Linked DNA regions of Mus musculus: region 2 is linked to region 1. A link is a loop called in an ENCODE intact Hi-C map of the cell type or tissue named here. Cell type or tissue: left cerebral cortex. All regions are shown on one strand. Each heading gives the region's core, and the rest is flanking DNA. Links, peaks and the distances in the headings are about the cores only.

Evidence for each region. A loop is a pair of places that touch in the nucleus more often than their neighbours do. Peaks named below come from ENCODE experiments on the same cell type or tissue, not always from the same donor. Only the 100,000 strongest peaks of a DNase experiment are listed, where the experiment ranks them.
Region 2: it touches region 1 in a loop (11-fold over the local background); 2 of 42 quality-filtered maps call a loop at or near these places.

What each region holds. Positions count from the first base shown.
Region 1 is chr4:149,836,769-149,847,046 of GRCm38, reverse strand. No RefSeq gene overlaps it. Among named protein-coding and RNA genes, the nearest start is that of Gm42354, 51 kb to the right of the region's middle. In left cerebral cortex, for the core only: CTCF peaks have their summits at 4,952 (motif pointing right), 6,158 and 8,187 (motif pointing left); DNase peaks (open chromatin) are centred at 4,958, 5,941, 7,565 and 8,199; H3K27ac peaks cover 1,498 bases.
Region 2 is chr4:150,026,734-150,037,011 of GRCm38, reverse strand. It overlaps Gm13067 (a long non-coding RNA gene), which reads right to left and starts at 7,607. Exons shown (of 7, transcript XR_390962.2): 1 at 7,380-7,607; 2 at 7,114-7,171; 3 at 6,512-6,605; 4 at 1,704-4,941. In left cerebral cortex, for the core only: CTCF peaks have their summits at 1,455 (motif pointing left), 3,563 (motif pointing right) and 5,488; DNase peaks (open chromatin) are centred at 6,427, 6,862, 7,393, 7,760 and 3 more places; H3K4me3 peaks cover 2,845 bases; H3K27ac peaks cover 2,446 bases.

The DNA of each region.
Region 1 (10,278 bases), core at 1,580-9,579:
GCACCCAGGTTGCGGCTCAGCTGGCTTAACCACACCCCTGGGTGTTCTCTGGGGTCTGGCTCCTCTGTCTACTCCCTGGAGAAGCAGAGCCCAGCCTGATGCAGCCTCCACACGAAGAAACCACAGCCAAGTTTCCCACATGCCTTGCTTCCTTCTGCAACCTGCCCCTTTGGTATTGCCACACTGTACTCCTGGCCACCCCCTCAGGGGCTGCAGAACTGCCAGGAAACAGGGTTTATTTTAGTCGTCACCCCCACCCCCACCCCCTGCCACCCCTCAGGATAGCTCTACATGGGTGAAATGAGAGTGACTCAATGTCTTGAAAGCCACCCTCAAAGGTGAAGACATCTCACAGGCCAGAGTGCCCTCTCTGCCTGTCCCCCACAGAGACAAGGACAAATACAAAATCTCAAAAGGTTCAAAACATGCCTTGTAAGGACACACGTTGGGCTGGGGCCGAGGCTCAGTTGGTACCGTAGCTTGCCTAATGTTGCTTGAAGCCCAAGATGGAACCCCAGTCTCAAAGTGTAGAGGCAAAAGATCAGAAATTGACTTAGCAACACAGTAAGTTTGAGACAGCCTGGGATACATAAGACCTTATCTAAATAAATAGTCGTGGACAGATGGAAACAGAGGCCCGGCTTGTCTTTTTTCTTTTCTTTTTTTTCTTTTTTTTTTTTCCTTTTGGTAGGTTCTCTTTGTAGTCCTGGCTGGTAGACATCTGCTTTCTGAGTGCCGGGATGATTTACGGTGTGTGCCACCACGCCTGGCTCCATATTCCTTCCCATTCCTTTTTAAAAAGACCCCATTCTCCCAGTGACAACAGTAATCCCTCCATGAGGGTGGGGCACTCAGGACCTAACACTCTTAAAAGGCTTAAACACTCAGAACTCAGGAGGCTGAGGCAGGAGGATTGTGTGTTTTAAGTCATCTTGGGCTACATAGGAAGAACATGTCTCAAACAAAGAAACAAACTTAAGAGTATCTCACCCTAAGACACTTCTGCATCAAAGATCAAATTTCCAATGCATGATTTTGGGGGGATTTGCTCCAAACTCTAGCAAGCCCTGGGCAAAGTTTGTACCTTTGCTCTCTTCAATCTCATGGCTAAAGCCTCCTGCCTTTGGCAATGTACATGGCCCTGCTGAAGTTCATAAAGTAGCCCGGGTCCTCCAAGACTCTAACCCACAGACGTGCGCAGGGTTCTCCCAGCAGATCTGAACTAATTTTCGTTTGAAAAAGTCTTTTAAGAGTTTTGAGTGACCCCAAAGTAACCTCTTGATTTCTGTTTTGAAGGGAGAATATTTCCAGATCTGAGTGGCCGCAGGGCCAACACTAGACATCTTGGTTTTGTGACCTTAGCCCCACCCACTAAGCCTCTGCCCCGCCTGATTGCAGAAATGGACTTGAAGCAAAGACTTGTTGCAAAAGAAAAAAAAAAAAAGAGGTCTGAGATTTGAGATTTGCCCCATCAAGTCTTTTGAAACCAAACTGTCTACATTTTTAAGGGCTTGATGTCATAACATTCCCAAGTAAGACTACATTTTGAAAAAAACAGTGGTGTTTGTGTGTGTGTGCGCGCGCGCGCGCCTCTGTGTATGTGTTTGACTGTGTGTGAGTGTCTCTGTGTATATACGTGTCTATGTGTGTGTGAGTGTGTGTGTGTGTGTGTGTGTGTGTGTGTGTGTGTGTTGGAATGTGAGACGTTTAGCATAGACCTTAGGAAATCAACTCTTGAAATTCGAAATTTGAGATTCGTGGACAGAATGGGCCACGAGGCTGTGCTTGCCTCGGTGAGCTCATGTGATGTTGAGTCGGCCTGGGATTGTCTGGAAGTTAAATGTGAGCCTTCCGAAAAAGGCCAGTCCTCCCCGTGCCAGCTGTTGTTATTCTAAGTGCACTGTAAGCTGACATCTATTTAAAGTCTTCATACCTGGTTCGGGAACACTTCTTGTGTTCCGCTGAGTGCTCTGGACCTTGGACTTCTTTTCCAGCACCAGTTCTATGTCCAGGGTGCTTCCCTCTGCATGCTGACTGGAAAGGAAGACAGATGTGTGTGTGTGTGTGTGTGTGTGTGTGTGTGTGTGTGTGTGTACATATCAAGATCACAGTCATTTGTCTATTGCTGAAACTGGTCACAGGTAGAGACTAGATGACCCTACAAAGGGTGCTGGGGCTTGCTTGGGACAGAGGGGCCAGAAGACTGGATGAAGAAAATTGCTATTGTCACACTAGAGAGAAAACTATCTACTTTACCCCCTCACCCAGTACTTTGGATCCAGCATGCCTATATTAATAAACCCACATGTATAAACCTCAGAGGCCTTTGGAGAATCAGGTCTTGAGAAAGGAAGGAAACCCCAAAATGCTTCTACAAATAAAGGCTTTCACCATCAAACCTGGAGACCCAAGTTCAATTCCCCGAATCCACCTGGTAGGAGAGAACTGAATCCCATAAGTTGTCCTCTGACCTCTACACACACCACCAGCACCAGCACCAGCACCACCACCACAACCACTAAATAAGTATACTAAAAGAAGAGGAGGAGGAGGAGGAGGAGGAGGAGGAGGAGGAGGAGGAGGACAAGGAGGACACAGGAAGGAAACTTTCAGAGATCAGTTAGCCGCTGCCGGCAGGTGTTGTATACATGGTGCCACTGGCTTATAATCCAAGCACCCAAAAAGTGGAAGCAGGAGGCTCATCCTGGGTGGCTACAGAAGAAGAGAAGGGGAGGAAGAAAAGAAGAGAGAGGAAGAGAGACATGACAGAGAAAAGGAGTCTAAAGCCTGAACTAGAGTCAGAGCAGGGAAGCACTGAAGGACTCTGGCTTAACATCCCAAGATCCCTCATTCCTCTAGCAATCTCTCCCAACCTCAGAGCCTCCCCTCCCCTCCCCTCCCCTCCCCTCCCCTCCCCTCCCCTCCCCTCCCCTCCCCTCTGTCTACCCTCTCACCCTAGGCGACTGGAAAGAACAACTCTGACTCTGAATGGCACAGTAGAGCCAGGTGCCTGGACTGGCAGCGGATCTCAGACCAGAGCAAGGCCATGACTGTGGGGTTTGTGCCGGGCTCTTCGCGGTGGTCTTGCAGAGACGGGGCCCTTGGACTGAGGGGAGCAGAGACATTCCAGAGATTTTTCACGTGCAAACAGATATTTCCTTTGTGAGTTTCTAGACTAAATAACACTCCCTGTGTCTAAGGATCGGTGTGCTCTGCTGACCTGGGCCGGTTCTCTGCCGGTGGGAGGAAAGGGGAGCCCTCCTCCTCTGCCCACAGATTTGGAGCCAGAGATGGGGAAGAAGTAAAAAAAAACAAAACAAAAAACAAAAAACAAAAAACAAAAAACAAAAAACGGTGTCCTTATAAGAAAATACCTTCTGCTGCCACATATCTCCTTCAAACACTGAGGAAGTTTGTTGGCAGACCTTGGAGACAAAATGGCAAAGACTTTTCTAAGAAAATGTACCCAGCCCTCTTTACACATCTATATAGGAACACACTTAGCCAAGTTTACTTTCTGAGGGCGAGGGGTCTCATGTATCCCAGGCTGACCTCTAATTTGATATATAGCTGAAGGTGACCCTGAACTTCTGAATCTCCTTCCTCTCTGTCTTGAGTGCTGGGGTTACAGGCATGTACCACCCCACTGCACTGGGTGGAAGTGGTGCTGGGGGTGGAGCCTAGTGGTGCTGGGGGTGGAGCCTAGAGGTGTTGGGGTGGAGCCTAGGGCTTCATGCACCCTAGGGAAGGACCCCCTCAACTAGCCTTGCCATCTAGAGCAGTTTCAGGGTCACAGTCAAATGTGCAGACAGTAGGGAGTTGAGATTACCCACCCTGCACATGAGCTCCTGGGCCATAAACATCCTGAACCCACTGGGACATCCCGTGCCCATGAAACCACGTGACCGCACTGTTATTGCCCCAAGTGTGTATATCACATTAGGGTTCATTGTCAGAGTTTCACAATCCACAAGTATACTTCTGCTTCATTGTATCCTACAAGGGAGTTTCAGTGACCAATAAATTGTGTAAGCCGAGGCTGCATCCCAACCCCAGGCCACTCGGGATCTGTTTCCTGTTTCCACAGTTGTGTCTTTTCCAGAACGTTGGAATCAGAATTAGACAGACTTCTTCCACAGCGATGTGTGTCTCCTTTCTTCTCTTCTCTTCTCTTCTCTTCTCTTCTCTTCTCTTCTCTTCTCTTCTCTTCTCTTCTCTTCTCTTTTCTTTTTTCTTCTCTTCTCTTTTCTTTTCTTTTCTTTTCTTTACTTCCTCCTTCTCTTTTTGAGACAGAGACTCACTATGTAGCCTTGGCCAACCTAGACTTAGATCATATGGACCACAGGGACCCTGAAATCATAAAGATCTGCTCAACTCTGCCTCCCAAGTTCTGAGTTCAAAGGCATGCACCATCACACCTGGCTGCACACTCACACCTGACTTTCTCTTCATATTTCCATGGCTAAACCTCTGATTTTGCTATAGTAGTGACTAATTATCTAGATGTAGTGATTTTCTTTTCTTTTTTTTTTTTTTTTTTTTTTTTAGTTTGTTAACAAGGGAAAGCATCCCAAGAATAGCAGGGGGCTGGTGATCTTAAAGTAAGAAGAAGAAAAAAAAATCCAAGAACTTAGATTCTTAGTGAGTTTCACAATTTATGAATAAATTGTATTATAATAAAGGCTGTAATAGAATAAAAGCAAATCTGGCTTAAATAGAATAACTTCTAAATGGAATTTTTAATTTATTATATGTGTAAGTGTTTGCATATGTGTGTGGGTACACACAAGCCGCCGTGCACATGTGGAGGTCAGAAGACAACTTGCAGGGCTCAGTTTTCTTCTTCCAGCACATGAGTTCCGGAAACTGAACTAGGGTTGTCAGGCTGGACCTTTATCTGCTTGCTGAGCTATCGCCCTCTCAGGCTGCAGTAAGCAAACCATGGCACCAGAGGGCGCCTGACTCACGTAGTCCATAAGAACAGCAGAGCAGGGTATCTTAGCAGGCAGCTGAGGTACAGGTGAGCTCAGCTTACACTGGCAAGCTAAGCAAAGGGTGCCCTGAAGGAGGCCTCCCTCCCTCCTCTCTCCTCTTTATGTTATTTGTGTTCTTTCTTTGTTTGTTATTGTTAGGGGGACAATGTTATGACATGGGGTTCAGAGGGCAGCTTGAGGTCATTAGTTCATTGTTACACAGATCAAGCCCAGGTGCTCAGGCTTGCAAGGCAAGAGCGTCTACCCACTGAGCCATCTCCCCTCTCTCCTGCTCCTGGGGAAGAAACTGAAGCAGGAAGGAGTGGTACAAGTTTGAGACCCGCCTGGGCTACACAGAAAGTTCCAGATCCATGTCTTAGTTTACTGCTGTGAACAGACATCATGACCGAGGCAACCCGTATAAGGACATTTAATTGGGGCTGGCTTACAGGTTCAGAGGCTCAGTCCATTATCATCAAGGCAGGAGCATGGCAGCATCCAGGCAGGCATGGTACAGGAGGAGCTGAGAGCTCTCTATCTTCATCTGAAGGCTGCTAGCAGAAGACTGACTTCCAGGTTAGAATGAGGGTCTTATAGCCCACACCCACAATGACACACCTGCTCCAACAGGGCAGGAGGGCCTTGCTCAGACAAGGGTTAGTTCAAGGGCTAGCCTGGGTTATATAAGAACTCATCAAAAAAAAAAAAAATCAAGCCTAAATAAAGCCAATCCTATCATGAACAAAAGCTACTCCTTCCTGTTCACACTCCCCCCTATAAGAATCCAGCTGGAACCAGTGCCTTGGCTCCCACTGAGCCTCACTGTCTCCAACAGTGGGAGCTGACTGGACCGCACTAGACAGTGTGTTAAACACCACCAGGGCTGCTGAAGCTGTCTCTGCCAGATTCCTAGGAGGACTGCGGGGGTTTCCTAGCCCGTGGGAAGCAGGGCCAGCCTGTGCCTGGAGGCTGAGAGGGGGGAAGTTGGGCAATGCTTCTCCCTCCCACTGCCCGCACAGCCCAGGGCTCTAACTTCCCAAGTTCCCCAGGTCCCTGTGCCAAGGCTGGGGGGTATTTATAGTGCTGGCACATGCCGGGGGAGCCAGCAGAACAGCTGTTTTCTGATATGGGAAAAGGGAGCGATCTCTACTAGGAACTGTAGGAAAATGAGCCCAAAGAGGTCTGCCACTCAATGCTGCCCTCTCTGGGGAGGGGGCTTCAAATCCTGCAGCAACAGCATTTCCCACCCTCACGGCCCAGACAGTTGGTTCAGCTGGTGGCCCCGAATGCCAGGTGCTGAGTGGGCCCTGGGGCCAGGAGCATAAGGCCTTGTTCCTTACAGTGGCCAGGAGGAACAGTGTCGTGGAAACCATGAGTGAACATCCATCCAGTCCTAGGGAGCAAGAACCCAAGAGTCAACATAAGGGATGCAGCTATTCCTGGAGAGTGATGGCGGCGGGTATCAGGAGGGAGGGGGATAATGGGGCGACCCCAGGGCCAGCCAAAGTTTACCTGGCTTTTCAGGATTCATGTGAGAAGGTCAGATAGAATGGAGATTTGTGGGTCCACCCACAGACCTACCCATCCCCTCCTGGGGATCATAGAGGTTGGATACCTCTTCTGGTAGCATCATCTACATGCAAAGATGGTGCAGCTACGCCAGCTGCCTAGCAGAGAGTTGGAAACCACACAGGCTCACACACATGTACATACATACATACACTTACAAACACACACACACACACACACACACACACAGGACTAAAATGAGGATTAGAGCTGGAATAAGGGTCAGGGTTGAGGTAAAAGGTCAAGGGCCAAGTATGTAGATTCTCCCAAGATAGAGTTCTGGGGGGGGGGGGGGGAGTAAACTCTGTACTGCAGGTGATATCCAATCCAGAACCTTCCGCTCTGCAACACACACACTGACACTTCCCACACACCCAAACATGCACACACACACACACACACACACACACACACACACACACACACTGACACTTCCCACACACCCAAACATGCACACACACACACACACACTGACACTTCCCACACACCCAAACATGCACACACACACACACACACACATACACACACACACTGACACTTCCCACACACCCAAACATGCACACACACGCACATACACACATACACACACACACACACTGACACTTCCCACACACCCAAACATGCGCACACACACACACACACACACACTGACACTTTCCACACACCCAAACATGCACACACACACACTGACACTTCCCACACACCCAAACATGCACACACGCACACTGACACTTCCCACACACCCAAACATGCACACACACACACACACACACACTGACACTTCCCACACACCCAAACATGCACACACACACACGTATGTTATATATATTTAGTTCTCCCAAATGCTCTTCTGGGCATCCTTCACTCATGGGGTCCTGTAGACAGCATGATCTGTGACTGGAGGAATTCTTTCACCAGGCCACCCTCCTCTGTCTGGTACCAATGCGGAGTAAGCCCCATCTGTGTTGGCTTAAAGGCCTTAATTGCCGTCTCCTACTTAACAACTAACAGTGACCAAAAAAGAAAACTACCTCCTAAGAGAAGGTGCCCCACTGTCGGGATGGCAGCTTGCGTCAGTCTGATTGAGAGTGGTACCCAACAGCTTTCTGCCAGGGCCATGTCTTGAGAGGCTGTTTTTGTTTTTGTTTTTTTGGAGGAGGGGGTCTTTTATCTTGTTTTAATCTCTGGCAGGTTTGGGTGTTTGTTTTATGACAGTCTCATGTAACCCAGGCTGGCCTCAAACTTGCTATGTCTTAGGATAACCTTGAACTCGTGCGCCTCCTGAGTACAGCTGCCTGGATTTCAAGCATGCACCATCGTGCCTGACCCCCAGGGAGTCTCTTAATCATGCAGAGTCCCATGCTGTCCTCGAAGGGGCTGGGGCTGGTTTTTAGACCTAAATTGAAATGGAAATACAGGAGAGAGGTCAGTTCCTGTTATACTGATATTGAGGATGTTGCCAAACTCAAAAATTGCTCATTTTCCCAAAGAAAAGTCAGTTCCCCCTAAGGAGATCATTTGGCTCTCTGGTAGGAATGGTGAAGGCTAGGCTTTGGCGTTCTGAACTGTGAGACTCACCAGTGAAGGTGTGCCTGGACAGAGGTCAGGACAGTGATAAAGGAGGGTCGTGGCGCCCTCTGGTGAGAATAGGACCAAATGCACCCAGAGGGCATCCCACTGAGGGGACCTAGCCCCACCATGGGGAAGAACAAGATCCATAGTTCCTCCTGTGGCCACTCAGAGCTCACACCTTCCCTGATGGAGCCACTTAGACATGATATAGATTCCATCCAAGAAAAGAGGGAGGTGTCCATCTTAGAGAGAGAGAGAGATGAACACACTCTACAAGGGCTGAGGCCAAAGGAAAGTCAGGAGACTGAAGGCCTCTTGTTCCCAGGAGCCGCCCACAGTCGCAGGAAAAGAGTCCCTCCTCTGTCCTACCCAGACATTGCCACAGGGGCCATGGGTTTCCTACCAAGCTGTGTCTGCACAGACATCATGGATCATCGAAGTTGAACCCATATCTCTGTACTCCCATAACAAAAGCACACAGGTTGGATGGCTGAATGGTTGGTCCCCAGAAGATTGAGAGGTTCAGAGTATCTGAGAGAGAGCATGGCTTCTACACATCAACACAGGGCTTTCCCCGGCTGCAGAGGAAATGTGCACAAAAGGCCAAAAGAGAGATTTGATCCTTTCATGACCCAGTGGGATGTCTAGAGGAAGTTCCTGGGAGTTCTGTACACATCTGTACACACGCTGCTGGAATCTCTCCAGACTCAGGTTTGCACGCCTTTCCAAATCGACTTCCATCAATGACACACCTGTTAGCACATAGCCTTGGTATGGAGTGCTCTTGGTGGGAACTGAGAGCCATTAGAGATCTGCTATACACACCGTGCAGGTGATAGGTTTCGTGGCAAACCCCACTCCCCCGGATGAGCATCCCAAGATTTCTGGATGGGTCATCCCTGGTGGCTGGAAGGGTTAGGGAAGACAGTCCTCACTATGCCCTGATGTTCACACCTGGAGGAGGCCAGCACTTCCTCCTCAGAGAGAGTCTGAAGGACCATTAGACAACTCTCAGAAATCCATGGGATTCTGCCCTAGCATAGGCTCGCTAGAAAAAACCCACAGGGTGTGTTGGCTTTCAGTATTCATACACCCAATTTTGTACATTATTTTTCTTGAAGTTTAAAAATACTGGCCATCAGACTTGAAAAGGTCTGTGGTGGTTAAATGGGAACATTCCTCAGCTGGGATTTAGAATCGCCTTGGAAATAAACCTCTGGTAAGGACTGTAAGGGAGTCTGTGTTCATCATCGGCCTTCCCTAACACGATGACTGTAATCCTCAAACTGTGAGCCAAGATGGACCCTTCCTCCTTGCATGGCTTCATGCCAAGCATCTTGTCACATCAATGAGAGAAATAACTAATACCAAATCCTTCTATATTTACTGAGAACAAGAAACGGGGCTGTGGGGAAGAGCCTTGGGAGTCTTTGTGAACTATTCCTGGGGGGACACAAACAAACATCTACCCACTCAACCCTAGAGTGGTGTGGTGGTTTGAATAGGAATGGTGTGTTTGAGTGCTTGGTCCATAGGGAGTGGCACTATTAGGACTTGTGGCCTTGCTGGAGGAAGTGTGTCACTGTGGGAGTGGCCTTTGAGGTCTTGGAAGCTCAAGTCAGTTCTCTTCCGATTGTGTACAAATCAAGATAGAGAATCTCAGCTCCTTCTCCAGCACCATGTCTACTTGTGTGCCACCATGCTGCCTGCCATGACAATAATGGACTGAACCTCTGAACTGTGAGCCAGCCGCAGTGAAATGTTTTCCTTTATAAGAGTTGCCGTGGTCATGGTAGCTCTTCACAGCAACAAAACACCGAGTTTACAGGGCTTACTTACAGACCATGAGTGAAGGGATACATACGGGACTGTGGATGACCCACACATAACCACAACAGAAACTCTCACAGGTCACGGATGGTGACTTCCCACAGCTGCATAGCTGGTGCCTCCCCTCAGCAACCTTCCACCTTTGGTATATGCTAGCATCTCAGAGAATAAGCAGAAGCTGAGGCAGAATAACACACAACTGGGAATGGCTGGCATCTCAGTGACTCGGAAGGGAAAGCCGATGGGATCTACCTTAGTGAGGGTCTCTGGCAGGTCACCCAGCTACTCTGATTACGATGGGGATGGCTGTTCTGATTACAATAGAGATGTGCAT
Region 2 (10,278 bases), core at 1,169-9,168, 190 kb before region 1:
GCCTTGGACATGCTGGGCAAGTGTTCTAATACAGAAATGGAACCTCAGCTCCCAGTAAATTCTTTGTGTTAAACTGGGTTGTTAAGAGGGTTCAGTTGAGTGTTTGTGGCTCATACCTGTAGTTCCAGCACTCAGGAGGCACTCTTTCTAAATCAGGAGGATTGCTTTGAGTTCAAAGCCAGGCAGCCGGTGTTATAGTATGAAACCCTGCCTCAAAGGGAGGGGTCAGGGGTGTGATATGGGGGGGGGGTGTTCTTCTCTGTGGAAGATGTAATGATTTTGCATCGTTAGTGAGTCAAACAGGGCCAGGGAGCTGGCCTAAGTGCTTGCCACCAAACCTGACTACTTGAGTTTAATCCCCAGAACCCACTGGATAGAAGACCAGAACTGACTCCTGCCTTTTATCTTCTGATTTCTGTGCTTGTGTATCCCCAAGACACTCAAAGAATGAATGAAAATAAGGTTTAAAGCAAGTCAAAATAAAAAGAAAAAAAAAACTTTTGTTTGCTTATTGGTCCCATTGAAGGTGGCTCTGGCTAAGTTTCTTGGTTGCTTCTCGGTAACCCTGTCAAGGTCACCTAGATCTCAGCAGGGGTCTGGCAGCTCTACCGATCTGCAGTACACTCAGGCTGGTAGAATACAGACTTCCACTTTGACCTAAAGCGGAAGTGACCAAGACAGGACCATCCAACACAGACATTAGAGTCTCTAAAGAGTGTTTTATCACAGAGAAGCAAGACAATCTGATTTAAGCAAATGGGCCGATTTCTAGAGGAGTGCAGTAGTTCACCTCTGTACAGCTGAAGGTCATCAAGGCGCGTTGATGACAAGAAACCATTTGAGAAGAAACAGGGACCTCTCTGGATACAAAAGTGAACTGAGATGCCTAACAGATACTGCCACAGATGGAAATATCTTTCAATTCTTGAGGGAGAGGTTGACAGGATAAGAATGACACCAAAGCTGTGGCTGGTTGCTGTCCACGTCTGTGCTTGTCTTTTGGTGATATTCAGCAAGCATGGGTTGGACAGAGCCCCTTGAAAAAAGGGGTTTGTGAGGGGGGAAGAAAATCAGCAGAGGCCGAGTTCAGGACCTACTTTGGCCACCCTATAGAATGATAGACCTTCCTTGGGAATATTTCTGGTAATCGCTGGTGCATAAATGACATGTCATATCGGCTCTAAGAAATGAGAACCGCGGTGAAATTCCCACAAATACACCACACTGCACTGCAAAAATAAGATGAGGGTGGATTCAGGAGGTGACACCGGTACCAAACCGCCCCAGACATTCCTAAGCAAACTTATTAGTTGAAAGAAAAAAATTGAAAAACTATTGCTTGCCTCAATTCACCGGACCATGGAAAACTGAAAAGCCCTTTCTTGGAAACAGGCTTGCCAGACTGAGCGCCGGCTCCATTTCCTTACCGTGTCCTTGGGAGCCACCTGCTGGACAATGTCTGAATTACAGCGCCAATAACCAGACAGCGAGCCGCCAGACCCAAGTGGCCCTGATTTTCCAGAATTGCAGAGGAGGAACTATAAAAGCAGCAGAATGGCTTCTCCCCTTGGCAAGTTGCCCAGTGACAGTTGTAAACCAGGGGTGCTGCAGAGGCGCTCAAAGGGAGTGAAGCAGAATTGTCTCGTATTCACCTGGCTTTGCTCATGGTCCCTGTGTCCCCTCCAGATCCCCAGTTTCTTTACCTTGTCCTATAGCACCATCGGGGCACCTGGTGGGTCCAGCGCTGATGATCTCATCATTACTCCATATGGCAGGCTGAAACCTGTCCTAGGGGATCCCAGGTCAGCCCTGAGCCTTCCATGTCCTTGGGAAAGTCAGCTCTCCTCCGGATCTCACTTTCTTCAGCTCCAAGCACAGCTCAGGGGTTGGATGGATAATTTCCAGTTCTGGCTTAGTCTAGAGTGTCTGCGAAGTCACTGTGCTTTGGGCTTCAGGGTTAAAGTTTAAGTGTGTAAAAGGAATGACAAAGCTTGATCCTTTGTCAGATCTGCAGAAGACAGACAGTGGGGCTGCTGCTTACCACAGACACGATGGAGTGCTGCAGGCCCGGGATCCCATGAGCAACTTAGTATCTTTCCCTGTGACCCCTGCCTTTGCCTGACTTCCAGAGTCTGGGCGCTGCCTCTTCACAGGGTAACCTCAATCAGCATGCAATTGCCAGATGGAGGCCAAACTCTGGTAGCTGTCAACTCTCCCTTGTACCCGAGTCCCTGGAGTGACCACTTGGTTCTGCCTGAAGGGTGAAGCACTTCTGGAGAGCCACCTCACCCTGCGTCCTTGGCAGGGAGACACAGCCGCAATGCTGTCCTGTCCTGGGCTGAACAAGAGAGTTCCCGGTGTCAGTTCTGGGACAGCCACAGGCCTAAACAGTTCCTAAAACTGATTACATCAGCACAGAAACACCAGGGTCTGCTGGCCCCGTTACTCTGGCTATCTCAGTATCTTCTCGCCAACTTCCCTCCTCCCTCTTCCCAGCACAATGCAGGCCTCAAGGGCGACCTGTGAGGAGAAGACCCTCAACCCAAAGCAGGAAAATGCGGGCATGGGGACAATATGTTTTCCAGCATGAAGTTCAGGGTCCGGAACAGTGAGCAGCCCCAGCCTCTGGAGTGTCTCACAACTGTGAGCAAGCCTACAACAGTCAGCTCGAGGGTGTGCAGCATGCTGTGACTTCCCACTTTGCCCGGGAGACCAGGAACGGGCTCCTGGGTGACAATTTCAAGCTATTGCCTGAATAAAGTCTTTCCCTACCAACAACGGGGGAGAGGATGCTTCCTGGACCCCCGAGGCTTCCCTCTCTGTTTCCAGGCCTTGCTTCCTGCCACGAAAACCCATTTCTTCACCCAAGAGGGCCACCAGCAGCTATGGACCCCACCCACATTCACTGGATTGCTTTCCCTCTGCAGAGGAAGCTGGACATCACATCCAACTTCAACCTTCTGCCAATGGACTACACGCTGCGGGGCGCACGAACCTCTCCCCACCACTTCCAAGCCGTTCTTGTCACAGACTGCCCCAGAAATGCCAAAGGAGAACATTCAAGAATAGGATCCCAGTAGGTCCCTGCCTCTCACCTATCAGATGCCTGAGTTGGAAACCCCATCCTTACCCCGAAACAAGAAGGCAGCCTTGTCTTCCAAGCTGCAGTCTCAGAGCGGAAGATCCAAAGCTGGTGCCCGGACACAGGTTCTCCGGTCTGGTCCCAAGCCCTCCTAACCCTTCTGAGGGTCTGTCTTGTTCTCCACTGGAGTTTCCTCAAAGCATGCCCCACACTTGGGTGTGCAGTCTCAGAGCAGCTGTGGAAATGGTCGGTCCGAGGATGCGCAACGCCACTGGAGTTAACAGCCACCAGGCGCAGAACTGCTCATTTATCATCCTCCAGTCGCCGGGGAGGGTTGCCTCCTGCCCCCAGCCCTCGACTCCAGTGAAGTATTGTCTTCCAGAAAAGGTGGTCTAAATAAAGCCAGGGACTCACTCGCTGCACCAATCAGCGCCGCCGTCCGGTCGGGTCTACCCGGCGCGGGCTACGCGCAGCCACCAGGAGGTGGCCGTCGGGACGCGGGTGCGGGCAGAGCACTGCGCCCGCCCTGAGCAGTGGTGCAGGGTCTCTGCATCGCCGCCGCTGCTGCAGCCCCGCAGCCGTCAGCACTGCTGACTTGGCCCAGGAGGGGAGGGCGGGGGTGGGGGGAGGAGGGCCTGCAGCAGTCTGGGCTCCAACTGCCCCTGCGCAAGGAGCCTGAGAGAATCTAGCTTCAAGGGCTTGGCTGGCCAAGGCTAGGGTAGAAGAGCTGGAGAAAAGGACCCTGAGTCAGCGCTGGTGCAGTTGAGGCGTCCCAGGAGCCAGTGCACAGGATGGATGGCTCCCTCTGCCCTGGGACCAGAGCATACAGGCTTCAGCATCTTACTGCACCCCCCTTCTGATTCAGGGAAACTGTGCTAGCCTCATTTCCCCTCATTAGCGTTGCTGTACTATAATTCACTACTCTGAGCACTCTGGATGATGGAGAGAGAGAGAGAGAGAGAGAGAGAGAGAGAGAGAGAGCTTTCTAGGTCTATGGTCTACTCAGAGTCATGTAAGTCTCCACCTAGAACTCGGGGTGAAGCACAAGGCCATGCACGAGATTTGAGGCATCCCCCAAGCCCGGCTGAATCTTGTAGGGGTCACTGGAAGATGTGGAGGTTACCACCACCTGCCCTGGATTTTCTGTCTGAGACACCTTGGAGACTCGAGCTCTCCCAACCCATCTGCCCTCTCAGCAGCGGCTCCCTGTCCTGCTACTGAGAGATAAAGGTGTCTAAGGATGCTAAGGTCCAGCAGTCCCCATCCCTGTTTCTCTCTGAAGCCGCTGTGCTAGCTTGCCATATCATCCCCTCAAACCAAGTTGGTGTGGTCACTTTGGCCCTGACAATGCCCGTCTAAGGCAAGAATCTCTTGCAGTGAGATGCTTAGGGAAGCTAGGTGTCTGGCCTATTGTTCATTTCACACTGGCAGTATGAACTATTACTTTGACAAGCCTTAGCAGTATGAGAATGCTGGGCACCTGCTTCCTCTCAGAACTTCCTGTACCATCTGATGTCCCTTTAGGTGGCCAGTGGACCCCTGATGGCATTTGCTCTGCAGCTGATACTTGCAGGCTTCTCCCTTGGCTAATTACCCATAGTACTGGTTTGTCATCCCTGCCTCGGGAGGGACAGACTGGAGAACCTTTTGCCTAGGCACACCTGCCTCATTCTTTTGTCCTCCCCCAGGTTGGGGAGGTCACAGAGATGTCCATCTCAGGGATGGGGGAGAATGGTCAGTCCAGAGCCAGATGACACGCCCTAGTAGCTTCTGGGCTTGTGGGGCAGAGCTGGGGCGAGCTAGAATCAGGCCTAGTGATGTCCAAGTCAGGTCCATCTTAGGCACCATGGGACAATGATCTAAAAAAAAAAAAAAAAAAAAAAAAGACAAAACTCATGTGTTGGGGATTCTAATGACATGTTCAGGTACACTGGGCTGGCTCAAAAACAATTGTACCCCAAAATTAAAGTTGTTGATTAATCAAAGACAGTTTTGGATATACAGGGAATGCATTTTGCAAAATGAGCTAAGGGCAGTCTGGTCAGCAGGGATAAAGAGGTGTGTGTGCAAAGCCCATAGGGGGTTTACGTTCAACCCCTGGTGCTTTTCCAGGTGAGGTAAGTATGCGGTCCAACACCCCATAAAATATTTATCTAGAGGTGCACATTTCCCTGAAGATCGTAGTGTGCTGTGTGAGCTGGGTGCCCGGCAGCAGCAGCCCCCTGGGGAGTGCAGACCCAGAACACCCCACAGGCACCCGTGGAGGTCACTTCCCTCTATCAGCTCAGCAGTTAACACGGATTGCTGTTTCAGAGGCTGCCCGGGGAATTTATATTTGAGAGGTTTGCTGCATAGCTTTTGAACTGAAGTTTTATGAGACCGAGGATTTTTTTTTTCTCTCTCTCCCTCTGGTCAAAAGAGGAATCACAAGGAACGGAGTCCTTCAGTGCCAGACAGATGTTCGGTGCCAGACAGATGTTACCGGTTGGCCCTTTGTGACATCACCCCCCAATGCAGACCTGGACCCAAGTACTGTGCGTCTGGGATGCCACGCCAGCAGTACTAGCCTGGAACTAAGCCAGCTGGCTCCACGGCATTGGGGTGGTGCTCTGACTGGGCACACAGAAGTCTGGGTAACAGAGACACAGCTCAGGTGCCTCAGGGTGCTTGGACCTTGCCCAGAAAGAATCCATAGCCAGAGTGCATTTCTACCCATTTTCTGTGCAGGTGACTCTATCTAGGGGAGCTCTTCAGGGGGGCCCCTCCCCCACTCCACAGCGCGGGCCAGTCAGCACTTTTTGCCAGCCAAAGGGGTTTCATCCTTTCTTTTACACAGAAACCTCTGTCCCAGGAAGAGCAAGTCATCTCGACTGAGTTCCCCTCCCGCGCTCCTCTCAGTAAATTCAGGGAAATTCAGCTGTACCCTGGGCATGGCCCGGGAACAAGGCCATGGAGCTGCCTCCGCATCCCCAGGGTGCAAGCCCTGCTGAAGATCGCCACAGCTCAGACCAGCCTTCTCCAGCTCCAGTGCACAGGGCTTAAAGAGCCAGCGAGCCACATGTGCAAGGCAGCAGATGACATGCACCCAGGCAGGACTGAGCCCAAACTCATCAGGAAGTCCGCAGGGTCTCCGCCCCCAGCGCGTGAGAAAGAAACTAACGGAGAAAGTGCGCCCCAATTGTGTTTCGGGTTCGCCTGGGGCCGAGAGCATCTCAGGTCAAGGTACCCAACGAGCTGACCCACCCGGGAGTGGGCACCCCTTTTCTCCCTCCACCCCACCTCCAGCCACCTCCTCCCACTGCAGCCACGGCGGAGGTTCTGCAGTCACTTGAAGGAGAAAGATTTCGCAGTACGGCACTGGCATTCTTAAAGCTGCAGTGTCCAAATTCTCCTTCAAACCCCAGCTGTCCCCGACATCAGCTTACTTACCCGGGTCCTATGCAGAGGGTGGGTGGGTAAGGAGACGAGGCCGTGGAGGGGAAGCTTGGAGAGGCCCTGCAGGTGGGGATCAGACTCCCAGACTCTGGCAAGGGTAAAGAGAGAGGAGACTGTACCGAGAGCCTCCGCAGTTAAACCAGGTTGCTGGGACTGCAGCGGAGACTGCAATGGAGTAGTTTTTTTTTTTTTTTTTTTTTTTTTTTTAATCATACACCCCCATCGTGATTTCCTCCACAAACTTAAATTTTCTACAGCTAATTAAAACACAAGATGCACACACGTGAAACCCACACGAGAAAGAACACCCCCCGCTTTTTCACCCCAAAGAATTTAAATAGCATTTTAAATTATTTTTAAATTGACTCCCGCGAGCAACTGACTCAGCTTTCGCTATGCTGCTAGGCTGGCAAGCCATGCAGGAAAGAGCCTGGGTAGATGGAGTTCATTGAAATCAGAGTTTCTGCAAAGTGCAGGGAGAGAGGACTCCAGCGCCTCAGGGGAGACAGCTTTTCTGAAAACCGAATGAGAGGTAACTACCTAGGCAGGAAACGTCACTAGCACCCAGCAACAGCACACCCATGCCCGAAAGTTACCTCTCTCTCCTGCTCAGCTGCTGAACGGTTGGGATGGCTGGCAAGTTGCAGACTGCTGCTGGAGAGGCAGGACCCAAAAATCAAAGTGTCAGCTGGGTGCAGGGAACAACGTGCTGCAGGCGGGGCTGGTCTCTCCCCATCCCCCCACCCACCCCCAGCATCCCTCCCCAGTTTAATTTAAATCCCTGATACTGCAGGATGCCCACTCCTGTAGGCACGTCTCCAGAGCCGTCTGGGGCTTTGTTCTGCCTTCTAGACTTGCTTACCTGGAGATGATGAAGAGGAGGGAGGGTGGAAGACTCTTTGGACTCCTGAAGCTTTGTGTTCAGAGCCAGAGGCAAAGGTGACAGTGACAGGTGGCCCTCGGTGCTTTCTCCCAGAGGGGAAAGAAGCCGGCTCCTCTCTGCCCACCAGACAGTCCGGGAAGCACCTGCTTTTGTATTGTCGCTAAAAAGAAAAAATATTTCAAACCGCGTGTGCACAAGAGATGTGGAGGGAGGGCACTAAGTGTCACTTTTACCCTGAGGTGTCTTTGGCTCCTGAAGTTTGTGCTCCTGCCTCCGTGTGAGTCAATATCATCTAAGATTGAGGCAAGGATTTAATTGAGAAAGTTCCAGGAGAAAATGCACTTTAAATGCAGATATGGTTAAATAGCTCATTCTGCTCTAATCCACAGGGGAATGCTCAGAACAGACACGCGGAGAGATGGCAGAGGGTGAGGGGGAAGAAGGTATTCTCAGGTTTTACATTTATTATAAACTCAAGAGTATGAGAAAGGACAGTGAAGGAGAAAGTGATTATGTGTGGATGTCTGCATACGTGCATGTGCACACATGCACACACATGCATACACTCGGGAAGGAAAAGTATAACTCCCCCCACCCCCTTTAAAAAGCCTGCTCAGTAGAAACAACTGCACCAACTCCGAGTCCTGTCCGCTTCAGTCCTGAGGGAAGAGACCAGGAGGGGCGCCTCTGCAGCCTGCAGTCTGCGTCCTGCCTGGGATACAGCCATGCTACTGCAGTGCACCATGGCCAACGGGCACCCTTGCCCACCTTCCTAGCTTGCACAGTTCGTACAGCGTGCACTCTGCTGGCGGACACAGCCCAGGACCACCCACGGCCAGACGATACACCCTCCTCTTCCTCTGCTTCCCTTCCTTGTCTGAGAGGAAGGGAGCTGCAGAGACCCCTGAGATGTCATAGCAGAAGAGACCCCAGAAAGTATATAGCCAAATCTTTCCCCTAGGTGGGTGGGAAACCCAAGACTTGCCAGGGCTCCCTCAAGGTCACTTGGGGTCCTTGGTCCTGTAAGGTTCTTGCTGCTCCCATCATCAGACCCTGAGAGTGAGTGACCTGCCCTGGCTGTGACCTCAGATGACCTTGCATGCTTCCTTCTTATGTGTGCTACACAGATTACCCCAGGAAATGATATGATCAGGTACATGCAAATCCAAGCCAAGAACACAAACTCTCTGGAAGCAGAAGATTCAAGCATCCACCCTATGACTGAGGGGCAGACACATGCTGATCTAAAGCAGCGCTTCCTTAGTGTCCACCACGGGCGAAACCCACAACGTTGCCCACCTACATGGGATTCCTTAGGCTTCCCTAAGATTGACCTCAAACATGGAGGCATACATCACATACATCCTCCCATACCCAGGGGCCAAAGTCTAAATGGAGGGGTGGGCAGGAAAGCTTATCTTGGGAGTTGTGAGCAGACTGAGGTAGATCCAGCTTCTCTTCAACTCTGGGGCCCTCCTGCCTTATCTATATGAGGGTGATATTCTCCTTTCTGAGTCCCCACCCCTTTCCTTTTATAATAGAGGTTCAAGGCTACCTCAACCCAAGATTCCTTTGCTAGGTCTTTCATTTAAAAGTTATCATTTTTGCGTGTATGTGTGCATCCTTGCATGAGTTATGTATACCATATGCACGAGGAACTCCCAGAAGTCAGAAGAGGACATCGGATCCCCTGGATGTTGGGTTATAGGCAGTTGTGAGCCACCAACTAGGATCTCGGAACAGAACCCAGTTCTTCTACAAGATCATTAAGTGCTTCTAACCACTGAGCCATCTCTCCAGCCCCTCTCGGTCCTCATCTCAATTATAGCTGCGAAGACCATTTTTCCCAAGCCAGGAGACACTCACAGATCCCAGTTAGACCTCTCTTGGCCTGGCCAGAATGTATCTCTCTGCACCTTGCAATGATTTCTTTCCCCCTCAGAACAATGGCAGCGAAATGGAGCAGCCCTTCACCATTGTCACCAGGGTAGTGACAATGGTGACCCCACTGGTGAAACCACATGCTGGCCTCTCTTGTGCTTCTGGTATTGACTCCTACAACACAGGGCACATCTTGACACTAAAGGGAAACTAAGGCACAAAGAGGCTTGTGTCGCATAGGTATTAGCGGCAGGCTTGAGGCCATCTGGCTCTTACCCACACTTCTGCTTTACCATGTTCGAGCTGCCAGTGCTCCTGACTCAACTTTCTGGTGATAGTTTTCAGCCACCTCTGACGTGCGTCCTTCCTCGGGCATTTTGGACGTGTGCTCTGTGCTGGTCACAATCTCCTTTTCTGCCTCTTCTTCTTCCTCCTCCTCCTCCTCCTCCTTCTCTTCCTCCTCCCCACTTTTATTCCTCAAAAACAATTCCATCAACTTACACTTTGATAGGAAGACAAACTTGCCTAGGCCAGCAAGAGAGGAGGGATGTGCACACAGGGGTCCGAGGCAGCCATGGTCGAGCTCCCTGCAAGGGTGCTGGCAGGCACTGATGTCACCCTTTCTTTTATTTTCTGTAACATAGGGAGAAAACTAGGTTAAAGTCATGTGATGTTCTGGCTGGAGGTTGCTCTCAAACACACCTCCAGGGTCAAGGCGGCGTGTTTCCTGTTTAAGGATGAGGCAGACTCTCTCTATCCTGGAGCCTGGGGCTAGGGTCATTGGAAGCTAGGATGGCTACTGGATTTAGGAGATTCTCTTCAGCAAATCATTTAAAGTCCCCTGGCCTGTGGATTACCACGCGTCTGCATTGGGAGTGGAAAGAGCGACGTGGATCACGGCTTTCCCGTCACTAATACAAAAAGACCGTCACTAGAAAGGGGACCAAGATGGTAGTGCCAGCAGAAGATGAAGGTCTTCTCCTTCAGGATCTCTTAG